Regions from separate parts of the Homo sapiens genome. Here all the other regions are linked to region 3. Evidence: chromatin contacts called from ENCODE Hi-C or POLR2A ChIA-PET data. All regions are on one chromosome and are shown on one strand. Each heading gives the region's core, a stretch centred on a gene start or an enhancer-like site at or near the end of the contact. The rest is flanking DNA. Distances are from core to core; before and after follow the strand shown.

Region 1 (3,358 bases), core at 555-3,054, 770 kb after region 3:
ATCTCAGCCTCCTGAGTAGCTCGGACTACAGGTGTGCACTATAATGCCCAGCTTATTTTGTGCTTTTGATAGAGACAGGGTTTTGCCCTGTTGCCCAGGCTGGTCTCGAACTCCTGGGCTCAAGCAATCCTTCTGCCTTGGCCTCCCAAAGTGCTGGGATTATAGGTGTGACCCACTATGCCTGGCCTTGAAAATCCATTTTATTTTATTTTTTTAATTTATTTATTTTTTTGAGACGGAGTCTCGCTGTCACCCAGGCTGAAGTGCAGTGGCACGGTCTCGGCTCATTGCAAACTATGCCTCCCGGGTTCACGCCATTCTCCTGCCTCAGCCTTCCCAGTAGCTGGGACTACAGGCGCGCGCCATCACGCCTGGGTAATTTTTTTTTGTGTGTATTTTCAGTAGAGACGGGGTTTCACCGTGTTAGCCAGGATGGTCTCGATCTCCTGACCTCATGAACCGCCCGCCTCGGCCTCCCAAAGTGCTGGGATTACAGGCGTGAGCCACCATGCCCAGCCGAAAATCCATTTTATTTATTTATTTACTTATTTAGGTGTGACCCACCATGCCTCGCCTTGAAAATCTTATTTATTTATTTAGAGACGGAGTTTTGCTCTTGTTGCCCAGGCTGGAGTGCAATGGCGCGATCTCGGCTCACTGCAACCTCCACCTCCCGGGTTCAAGCAATTCTCTGCCTCAGCCTCCCGAGTAGCTGGGATTACAGGCGCCCGCCACCACGCCTAGCTAATTTTTGTATTTTTAGTAGAGACGGGGTTTCACCATGCTGGCCAGGCTGGTCTTCAACTCCTGACCTGGTGATCCACCCACTCGGCCTCCTAAAGTGCTGGGATTACAGGTGTGAGCCACCGCACCCGGCCAGTCCCTTATATAAATTTTTAAAAAGATGTTTTCTTCGTTTCCTAGCCCCTTCTACCCACCTACAAAGTTCCAAAGGCTTTAATGCTATTGCAACGGCAGTCAGAGGTCAAGCTGGTGGGGGTGCGGTGCAGCTCCCTAACGCGGGGCAGCCTCAAAGGGGGCCGACCCTGCCCAGCACGAATGGCACCGGGCGGTGGGGGACGCTCCCGAGGTCCCGGGAACATGGCTGGGGGAAGTGTTGGGGGGTGCACATACCCAGGCTCAGCTGAGGCGAGTGCGCGGCCAGGGCTGCAGCTGGCGCTGGCTGGCACTTGCGCCGGCCATTGAGGAGCTTCTGGGCGACCCTGCACTCGTGCCTACCAGGCGCCAGCCGGTAGGTGCGCAGCGCCTGCTCCAGCAGCGTCAGGCCTTTGCTGCGCGGACCCCTCAGGCCGGGAAGTCACGCAGGTGGTAGTAGTCCAGGTGGTCGTAAACTCCTCCTCATAGCTTATGGGTGGTGGCGGCTGGGCTGAAGACGGCGGACAGGACATCCCGCCCGGCCGCCTGTGGTCACCCTCCCGCGCAGGCGCTCTCCTGGAAGACCCAGCACCTGGAGTTCCGATTGGCTCTGCGTGAGGGGCGGGCCTTTGCGACATCTTGGGGGGCGCCTTCGGTGACGTCACAGGGGCGGGCCTTCTGTCACGTCACAAGGGCTGTACAGTGCCTGGAGCTGGGCAGTCTTCTCAGAGTGGAGCCTGGTAACCGCGACCTCCCCGCCAGTTCCTGTGTGTTGCTGGCTGGAAAGGGGTAGTTGACAAACTCCCACCCAGCACAGTATTTATGTCGGTCAAAAATGGAAAACTATGTGTCCGGGCGTGGCCAGGAAGGAGGATCCCTTCAGGCCAAGAGCAGCCTAGCAATATGGCGCAACCCCACCTCTGTAGTCCAACCTCAGCCTCCCAGCTACTTGAACCCCAAGATTCAAGGCTCCAATGATCTGTGATCTCACCACAGCACTCCTGCCTGCGAGACTGAGGTAAACCCTGTATAAAAAAATAAAAAAGAAAACTATGCAAGTGTACAACCGGGAGGGACTGCTTAAAGAACACATGAGGCTGCCTGGGCCGTGCTATCCCGGCACTTTGGGAGGCCGAGGCAGGAGGATGGCTTGTGTTCAGGAGTTCGAGATGCGCCTGGGCAACATGACGCAACCCCGTCTCTACGGAAGATACAAAGATTAGCCAGGCGCGGTGCACGCTTGGCCTAATTTTTGTATCTTTCGTAGAGATGGGGGGGTCTTGCTATGTTGCCCGGGCCGGTCTCGAACTCCTGGGTTCAAGCGATCTTCTCACCTTGGCCTTTAGAGTTGTTGGGATTACAGGCGTGAGCCACCGCACCCTCCTGGGCTAGGCTATTTAATAACATAAGAAAGTGCGGTGGCTCACGCCTGTAATCCCAACACTTTGGGAGGCCGAGGCGGGTGGATCACCTGAGGTCAGGAGTTTGAGACCATCCTTGCCAATATGGTGAAACCCAGTCTCTACAAAAAAATACAAAAATTAGGCCGAGCGCGGTGGCTCACACCTGTAATCTCAGCACTTTGGGAAGCTGAGGCGGGCTGATCACCTGAGGTTGGGAGTTCAAGACCAGCCTGACCAACATGGAGAAATCCCATCTCTACTAAAAATACAAAATTAGCCGGGCATGGTGGTGCATGCCTGTAGTCCCAGCTACTCAGGAGGTTAAGACAGGAGAATCTCTTGAACCCAGGTGGCGGAGGTTGCAGTGAGCCGAGAAGCATCACTGCACCCTAGTCAGGGCGACAGAGCAAGACTCCAGAGCTTGAGACCAGCCTGGGCCATGTAGTGAAACCCTGTTTATACAAAACAAACAAAAAAAGCCAGGTGTACCTGTGTCCACCTGTGGCCCTGCTACTTAAGAGGCTGAGGCAGGAGGATAAGTTGAGGCCAGGAGCTGAAGGCTGCAGTGAGCTATGGTCATCCCACTGCTCTCCATCCTGAGCAATAGAATGAAACCTTGTCTCTAGATAGCTAGCTAGCTAGGTAATTGATACGTAGTTTTCTATCGGAAATCTTTTTCCTAGACTTGAACATGTTTTTCTAAAGTAGCATTCAACACATCAGCATTTTACAGTGTTATTAGTTGTTAATATGATTATGTTTTTCTGAAATACAGTATTCTTTACCAAAGCAGTGTTGTCTTTCAAAGCACATACATAGGTCCTCCAGTGAATTTGTCTGATGTTGGCGACCTTCACTTTCTGGTGACTGAGTCAACAGTATCTGTTTCATAAATAATGTAGCCCTATTTTTTTTGAGACAGGGTCTTGTTCTGTTACCTGGGCTGGAGTGCAGTGGCATGATCTCTGCTCACCATAACTACCGCCTCCTGGGTTCAAGCGATTCTCCTGCCTCAGCTTCCTGAATAACTGGGATTACAGGCGCCACCACATCTGGCTAATATCTTTTTGTTTTTGTTT
Region 2 (3,332 bases), core at 833-3,332, 690 kb after region 3:
AAAAACTGTAGTCAAAATAAGTGAACAAACCTTTTCAAGGTGACAAACCCAGGGAGCTACGGTGCTCATTAAAAAACAGATGTGTTTGACTCATATGTCAAGTCAGGCCACCCAATCCCTTGAGAGATTCTCCCACCCCCATCCTGCTCACTTAAGTGCTCAGTGACCACCCTCTCCAGAGACACTGTACTAGGCCCCATTGAGTGCCCCAAGGTGCATTTCACTTTGCAAGTTGCTGCACCATCTCACTGGGGCCAGGTTTGATTTTTTTTTTTTTTTTTTTTTTGTCTTTTGGGATACTATTTTCTCTTTCATAATTCTTGGAGAATCCAGGTGGCAGTAATTATTTGTTTTTCCCTCATTACCACCATCTGATTGGCTGACCAGCAATGTGTCTTCGAGAAATGGAACCCGGGTTGCTTGAAGACAATCTTAACTTCTCTAAGGGTTTGCTTTTCAAAGGAAGAGTACCCCAGGAGACTCCTCTCAGCCTCAGGGCATCCACCTGCTCCCTTGAGAGGCTACACTCCAACTTCAGGCTGTCCTGTCTCCCATTCCCAGATATGCGAAGTTTCATTCCAGGCCAGGAGCTGAAATTTACTAGACATTGTAGCATACACAGCCACAGTGGATATCTTGATTTATCCCCAGACAGTACTGAAACCCAGAACCAGGGAAAAAACTGAAGGGTGGCTGAGGACACATTACCTTATAAAGTTTCCAAAGGGAAACCCTGACCCAAAAATATTCTGATAAGGTTTCTGTGGCTAGAGGCAATAAAAGGAAAGGAGGCACAGAACATTTTTTACAATACAGTGTCAGGGGATTATTCTTTGCTTTCTTCTCTTGGGAAATCTTTACAAACAGAAAACAAATCTTTTTTAAAATGCCAGCCAATGCTTTGTCAAAAAATGATTAATTAAAATATGGTACCTAAAATGTACACTAAAGTGTACATTAAAGGACAAATAGTTGATAATGTGAATTAGGGAGGGGAAATTGGCATTTGGGAATGTCAGAAGGAACTGGAAATTTAGTATTTTACTGCAAGCCAGAGTTAGGCTGGAGGAATGGGAAATGGGGAGAAGTCTTGAGACCCTGCTTGAGACAGAAGTGAAAAATGCAGAGGAAAATCAGTGCCCTGTGGAGTGTGAAAATAATTAAGTGGCAGGCAATTAGACTGAGGTGGCTCCAGTCCTAGGGTTGCTACTTGCAAAAAAATCTAACTCGAATGATTTTTTTCTAAAGTATTACATTGGGGGAAAATAAAATTCAGGCTTAACCAACTATAAACTGCCAATTAACCTCTCATTACATGACCAGGGAATTTCCACCTTGATCGTACAAATTAAGAAACTACATAACTTTACCTAACCAATTATTGAATTTGCTTTCCTTTATCATGCACTTTATAAAAGTGTTTTCTTCAAGCCCCTTCCATAAACCACAAACTACAAAACATAGCTTGGTGCTCTACAATTCTTGAATTACTCTTTAATTAAATTCTTTAATATTTCTGCGGAGACTTCCACAAATTTTTAATAGAAAAAAAGGGGGACTGGGAACCCCGCAGACCAAAGCTCTTCCCATTCATGAACTCTGCATCCTGAGTCAGTATTCTCCCCTGACGACCGTCCAGTGGTCCCTGCACAATCGGGGAGAGCTGCGGCAGTGGGGGCAGAGCTGCCCACAGAGGACTCCAGAACAAGGCACAGTCACTGCGCAGGGAGGAGACAGGATGCCCGGGGTCCGAGCTGTCAGCCCGGCCGCCATCCTATGGCTGAAGGGGACTGAGGGCCGAGCTGCGCCAAGGAGAACTCGGGGCCGCGGATTTTGGAGCCAGCTGCGGGGAGGCCAGAGTCCCGCCACAGCCACTTCCCACCAGTTCCAACCAGCCCCGCCCCCTCTCTCGGGATGTCGGACCCGGCACTCTCACCATTTCTAGGCTTCCAGTGGGTCCTGGCGTCTTAGCTGTGGATCTCCCAATACCTGCAGGTAACGAGGCCACAGAAGCTGGGCCTCTAGGAGCAGAAGACACAGAGCAGTGAAGACTACACCAGAAGCTCCGGCTGCCGCCAGAGACAAAGGCCCCACCAAACCCGGAAGCCGTCCTGTCTGCTCCAGCTGAGTGCCTGATTGGACGGGTCCCAGCCCAGCGTCCCTGATTGGATAATGTTTAGGGCCCCACCCTCTCAGGCCTTGATTGACAGAAGACGTGCTCAGATGCTGGGCTGAATGTAGAGTGAACCCTAAGCCTTTTCAGGCAGAGCTTCCTCCCTGAGCTGACCCAGGCCCTCCCCAGACGGCATTTGCCTTGTAAGGCAACCGTCTGAAATAAAATGTGAGCCATGTGTGAATTCTAAATTTTCTAGTAGTTAAGAAGAAAGAAGAAACAGGTGAAATTCATTCTAACCATTTAATAACCCAATATATCCAAAATATTATTTTAGTATAGGAGCAATATGTAATTATTAATGTAGTGTATATATTCTTGGAACTAAATCTTTAAATCTAACCCTGTATTTTACCTTTCTAGCACATCGCAGTTCAGACCAGCCATATTCCAGCTATCCTGTAGCCACACATGGCCAATAGCCACCACATTGAAGTGCAGCTCTGATTTCATACTTCCTCTCTCTCTCTCCTCAAACCTCCTGTGCTTCCTTCCCTCCCTCCCTTCTGCTAAGCTGATGCTCACTTCTCCAACGTTACTAGAAGCCCTCAGAGTGAATGTTCTTATCTTCCCACCATCCACCGACTGTGTCTCTGTTCCTTCCACTGTCACTGTGTAATAATTGCCCTTCTGCGGCTGGGCATGGTGGCTCATGCCTGTAATCCCAGCACTTTGGGAGGCTGAGGTGGGAGGACTGCTTGAAGCCAGGAGCTTGAGACCAGCCTGGGCAACATAGTGAGACTCCATCTCTACAAAAAAGTTTAAAAATTAGCCATGGGCTGGGTACGGTGGCTCACGCCTGTAATCTCAGCACTTTGGGAGGCTGAGGTGGGCGGATCACCTGAGGTCAGGAGTTCAAGACCAGCCTGGCCAACATGGTGAAACCCTGTCTCTATAAAAATACAAAAATTAGCTGGGCCTGGTGGCGTGCACCTGTAATTCCAGCTACTTGGGAGGCTGAGGCAGGAGGGTCACTTGAACCCAGGAGGTGGAGGTTGCAGTGAGCCAAGAACGCACCATTGCACTCCAGCCTGGGTGACAGAGCGAGACTGTGTCTCAAAAATAAAAATAAAAGTTAGCAAGGCGTGTTGGTGTGCACCTGTGGTCCCAGCTACTCAGGAGGCTGAGCTGGGAGGATAACTTGAGCTCACGAGTTCAA
Region 3 (3,236 bases), core at 736-3,235:
TTTTAAATGGGAGCCCTCAGTTTTTATGTCTGTCATCAAAGAGAGTTGGGGTGGGAGGTCCCTGAGCCTCAGCTCCCATTGTCCCCTTTGAACCCCAGAACCTGCTGCAGACCCAAGTCCTGCTTTGTGCACATCCCCTGCCCCTGGTGGCCCTGGCAGTAATGCAGTATGAAGAGTGTGGGGAGGGGACCTAGTCAGGGTCCAAGGGGCCTTTCTGATGACCATTGGCTGACTTCTAGGGAAATGTAACACCCAGAAAGAAAAGGAAGGTGAGCAGCTGGGGCAACATTGGGAGAGAGTGGGGAGGTGAAAGTCAGCAACACCCTGTGCTATCAGGTGGTGATGGGGATGAGTATCCACTTTTGGGTGTCCATTCAAGGCCTGTCCCTGAAATCTCATAAGCCCCCATCTCCTGGACTCTCCTATCCACATCTTTTACTTGAAAAAGCCAAAGACACGCAGCTGCCTCTCTCCAACTCTCTCCCCTCTTCCTAGCTGGCCTCCAAAAACATGAAGCACTCCCTTATTAACTCTGTGGTGAGATTTTAACAAGTCACAATGTTATGTGGTCCCTAGCTCCACCGTTTCCCAAATCCACTCAGCCCAGCTCTTCCAGGCCTTTACTCTGATTTCTCTTATAGAGGCATTTCAGGGACTGTTGCCACAGGAGGGAAGGGCTGAGGGAGAAAGGCCCCTTGCTCTTTTGATGTGGAGGCCTCCAGCTGGGAGGGAGGAGCTCTTCCCTCTGAATCCCTGGAGCTCTTCCCCATCACAGGTACCTGCCTTTTTGCTGCTTTAGCCTCATCTGGGCTTTCTGTGGTTTCTTCTCTAGGGTGGCCAACTTGGGTGTCTTCCTCTGCCAGGGTCAAGGACAAGGTCAGTGATATTATGCTCCCTTCACCCAGTTATGCCCAGTTACATTGACCTGGTACCCTGGATAACTGGTGTGAGTCAAGCTGGTCCAGTGCTCCTGCCACCTCCAGTAAACTCTGATTCTAGATTCACTCCCTGCTGCAACACTCACTGTGTGTGGAACCTTGGGCATGCAGCCAGGCCTCCCTGAGACTGTTTCTCAACTTGAAAGTGTGATGGGAACCACACCTACCTCACTGGGCCTCGTGAGGACTCAGTTATATGTAGCCGTCACCATTGTTCTCATCATCATCTCTCTCAGGAAGAGCCAGGCACAAGCACTCTCAAATTTTTCTCCTTTGAAGCTCCTCATTACCCTGTGAGGCTCATCATCCCTACATTTTTTAGATAAGAAAACAGAGGCCCAAAGAGGGCAGTGACTTGCCCAGGGCTCTACAGAAGAGGCCGGCTCCTCCCCACACCTGGAGGCCCTGACCTAGCTGACTTTACCCCACAGCCCAGCACTATCCCTGACTAGGGTCCCATCTTGGTTCTCCATGCTTGTTTAGGTCCTCAGGCAGGCTCAGCTTTGGTGGGAAAGAGACAGGGTGTTTTGGGAGGCCTGGGCGAGTGGCACCTCTAACCAATCTGCTAGGCCCTCACCTCTCAGTCTCACTGAGACACTCCATTAATTGGAAGCAGACCCAAAATTGCTTCACAGACTGAAGGTGATAATTGTCTACAGCCAGCTGAAGCAGCTGCATCTCCTGGAGGACTTTGATCTCCTGCAGCTAAAGGGAAAGACAGGATGCTGAGACAGGGCCTGCAGCATACACATAACTATAATTCAGAATGTAATATATACACACACACGAAAATATAATCAGAAAGTGATATAATCTTATATGCAAGGTTAAATACAAATGTCTCTCAGGCAGGGCCAGGCCCCCAGCACAGGGAGGACTCGCCTGAAAACGCTGCAGGCAAAAACCTGTCACCCTTGCCTCATTCAGCCCAGTGTCTGATTACATCTTCTGTCACTTAGGATTGAAACGGGTGGGGCCTGGAGCCCTAGCCAATCAGTGGCGCCAGCGTGAAACTGTCCAATCAAGTGCGCAGCTACAGAGGAAGAGGCGGCCTCTTCAATATGGCGGGGCCTTTGTCTCCTAGCTTCCGGGCTCTGATCCTAGTTCGCGTCTCCACTGTTCCATCTCCTCCGTTCCTGGAGTTCCTCGGTGACTCTACTATAGCTTCTGTTATCCTGTGACCTGCAGGTACTGGGAGATCCATAGGGAGGACGGCGGAACATCTGGAGGCTGGGAAATGGTGAGTGCGTGGAGTGGGTGTCCCGAGAATGGGGAAGAGGCTGTTTGAATCCGGCCGGAACCGGCTGCGGTGGTATCTGGGCCTTCTCGCGGTCTGCTCTGGAGTCTGCATCCCCGAGTCCCCGCGGGCACAGCTCAATCCTCATTTCCCTCCATCGCAGATTAGGGGCTGAGCCAGCAGCCAAAACGCTACGTCTTGTTTTGTCCCTAAACTCGAATTTCTCCCCAGCTCAGATCCCTTCCTGGGCAGCTCTGTGCCGCAACCTCGAGTCTCCCTCCTCCAGATTGTGTGGGGGTGTTGGGAGTGTCATAAGACGGGAATTCTCATTTAGGGTCTGGAGTTCCTCCGTGGAAGAAGCAGTGGGCCGTGGGGTCCCTAGTCCCTCCTTTCTCCTTTTAAAAATAAAATCATGGCCCTTTTTTAAATTTATTTATTTTTGAGACAGTGTCTCACTCTGTTGCCCAGGCTAAAGTGCATTTCGGTTCACTGCAGCCTCCACCTACTGGGCTCAGATGATCCTCTCACCCCAGCCCCCCAAGTAGCTAGGACTAGAGGGGTGCGCCACCACGCCTATTTTGTTTTGTTTGTTTTTGTAGAGACAGGCTTTTGCCATGTTGCTCAGGCTGGTCTCGAACTCCCCGAGCTCAGGTCTCAGGTGATCCGCCCGCCTCGGGCCTCCTAAAGTGCCGGGATTACGTGCATGACCCACCACCCTAGCCTAAATTGAGGCAACTTTAGGATATAATTTGGATGTGTTTTCCAGCCCAAATCTCCTATTTAAATGTAATCCCCCATGTTGGAGGTGGGGCCTGGTGGAAGGATTGTGGGCCCGGATTTCTCACGAATAGTTTAGCACCATTCCTCTTGGTATTGTCCTCTCAATAGTGAGTGAGTTCCCTGAAGTTCATCATTTAGAAGTGTACAGCACCCCACCTTGCCTCTTTTTCAAGCTCTTGCTTCACCTTCATCCATGATTTTAAGCTTTCTGGGTGGGGCCTCCCCAGAAGCAGACGCTGGTGTTATGCTTTCTATGCAGCCTGTGGAACCATGAGCCAATT

Evidence for each region. Hi-C counts contacts between places; a loop is a spot of excess contacts on that map. ChIA-PET counts read pairs that join two places held with the same protein, here RNA polymerase II (POLR2A). Pooled maps may share reads with other maps.
Region 1: a loop to region 3 is called in a map with no recorded cell type, with 14 times the contacts of the local background. The contact joins the enhancer-like site here to the promoter of ZNF736 in region 3. A Hi-C loop is called at or near these places in 2 of 37 single-sample maps with no recorded cell type and 7 of 50 pooled maps. POLR2A ChIA-PET finds 5 or more read pairs at or near these places in 1 of 52 experiments (GM10248).
Region 2: a loop to region 3 is called in a map of CD4-positive, alpha-beta T cell, with 7 times the contacts of the local background. The contact joins the promoter of ERV3-1 here to the promoter of ZNF736 in region 3. A Hi-C loop is called at or near these places in 7 of 168 maps with a recorded cell type or tissue (CD4-positive, alpha-beta T cell, CD4-positive, alpha-beta memory T cell, CD8-positive, alpha-beta T cell and 1 more), 14 of 37 single-sample maps with no recorded cell type and 19 of 50 pooled maps. POLR2A ChIA-PET finds 5 or more read pairs at or near these places in 13 of 52 experiments (CD4-positive, alpha-beta T cell, CD4-positive, alpha-beta memory T cell, CD8-positive, alpha-beta T cell and 9 more).

What each region holds. Positions count from the first base shown.
Region 1 is chr7:65,079,813-65,083,170 of GRCh38, forward strand. No RefSeq gene overlaps it. Among named protein-coding and RNA genes, the nearest start is that of SNORA15B-1, 11 kb to the left of the region's middle. RefSeq lists an enhancer at 783-1,677. Within about 2 kb of position 1,805, at least 29 of the 41 ENCODE cell types and tissues checked have a DNase peak (open chromatin) inside an H3K27ac peak, as active enhancers do.
Region 2 is chr7:65,004,605-65,007,936 of GRCh38, forward strand. It overlaps ERV3-1 (endogenous retrovirus group 3 member 1, envelope), which reads right to left and starts at 2,083. Exons shown (of 2, transcript NM_001007253.4): 1 at 1,937-2,083. ERV3-1-ZNF117 (ERV3-1-ZNF117 readthrough) reads right to left here and starts at 2,142. Exons shown (of 4, transcript NM_001348050.2): 1 at 1,937-2,142. RefSeq lists an enhancer at 2,014-2,073 and a silencer at 2,174-2,343.
Region 3 is chr7:64,311,976-64,315,211 of GRCh38, forward strand. ZNF736 (zinc finger protein 736) reads left to right here and starts at 1,986. Exons shown (of 4, transcript NM_001170905.3): 1 at 1,986-2,178. The coding sequence starts at 2,176. RefSeq lists an enhancer at 2,039-2,218.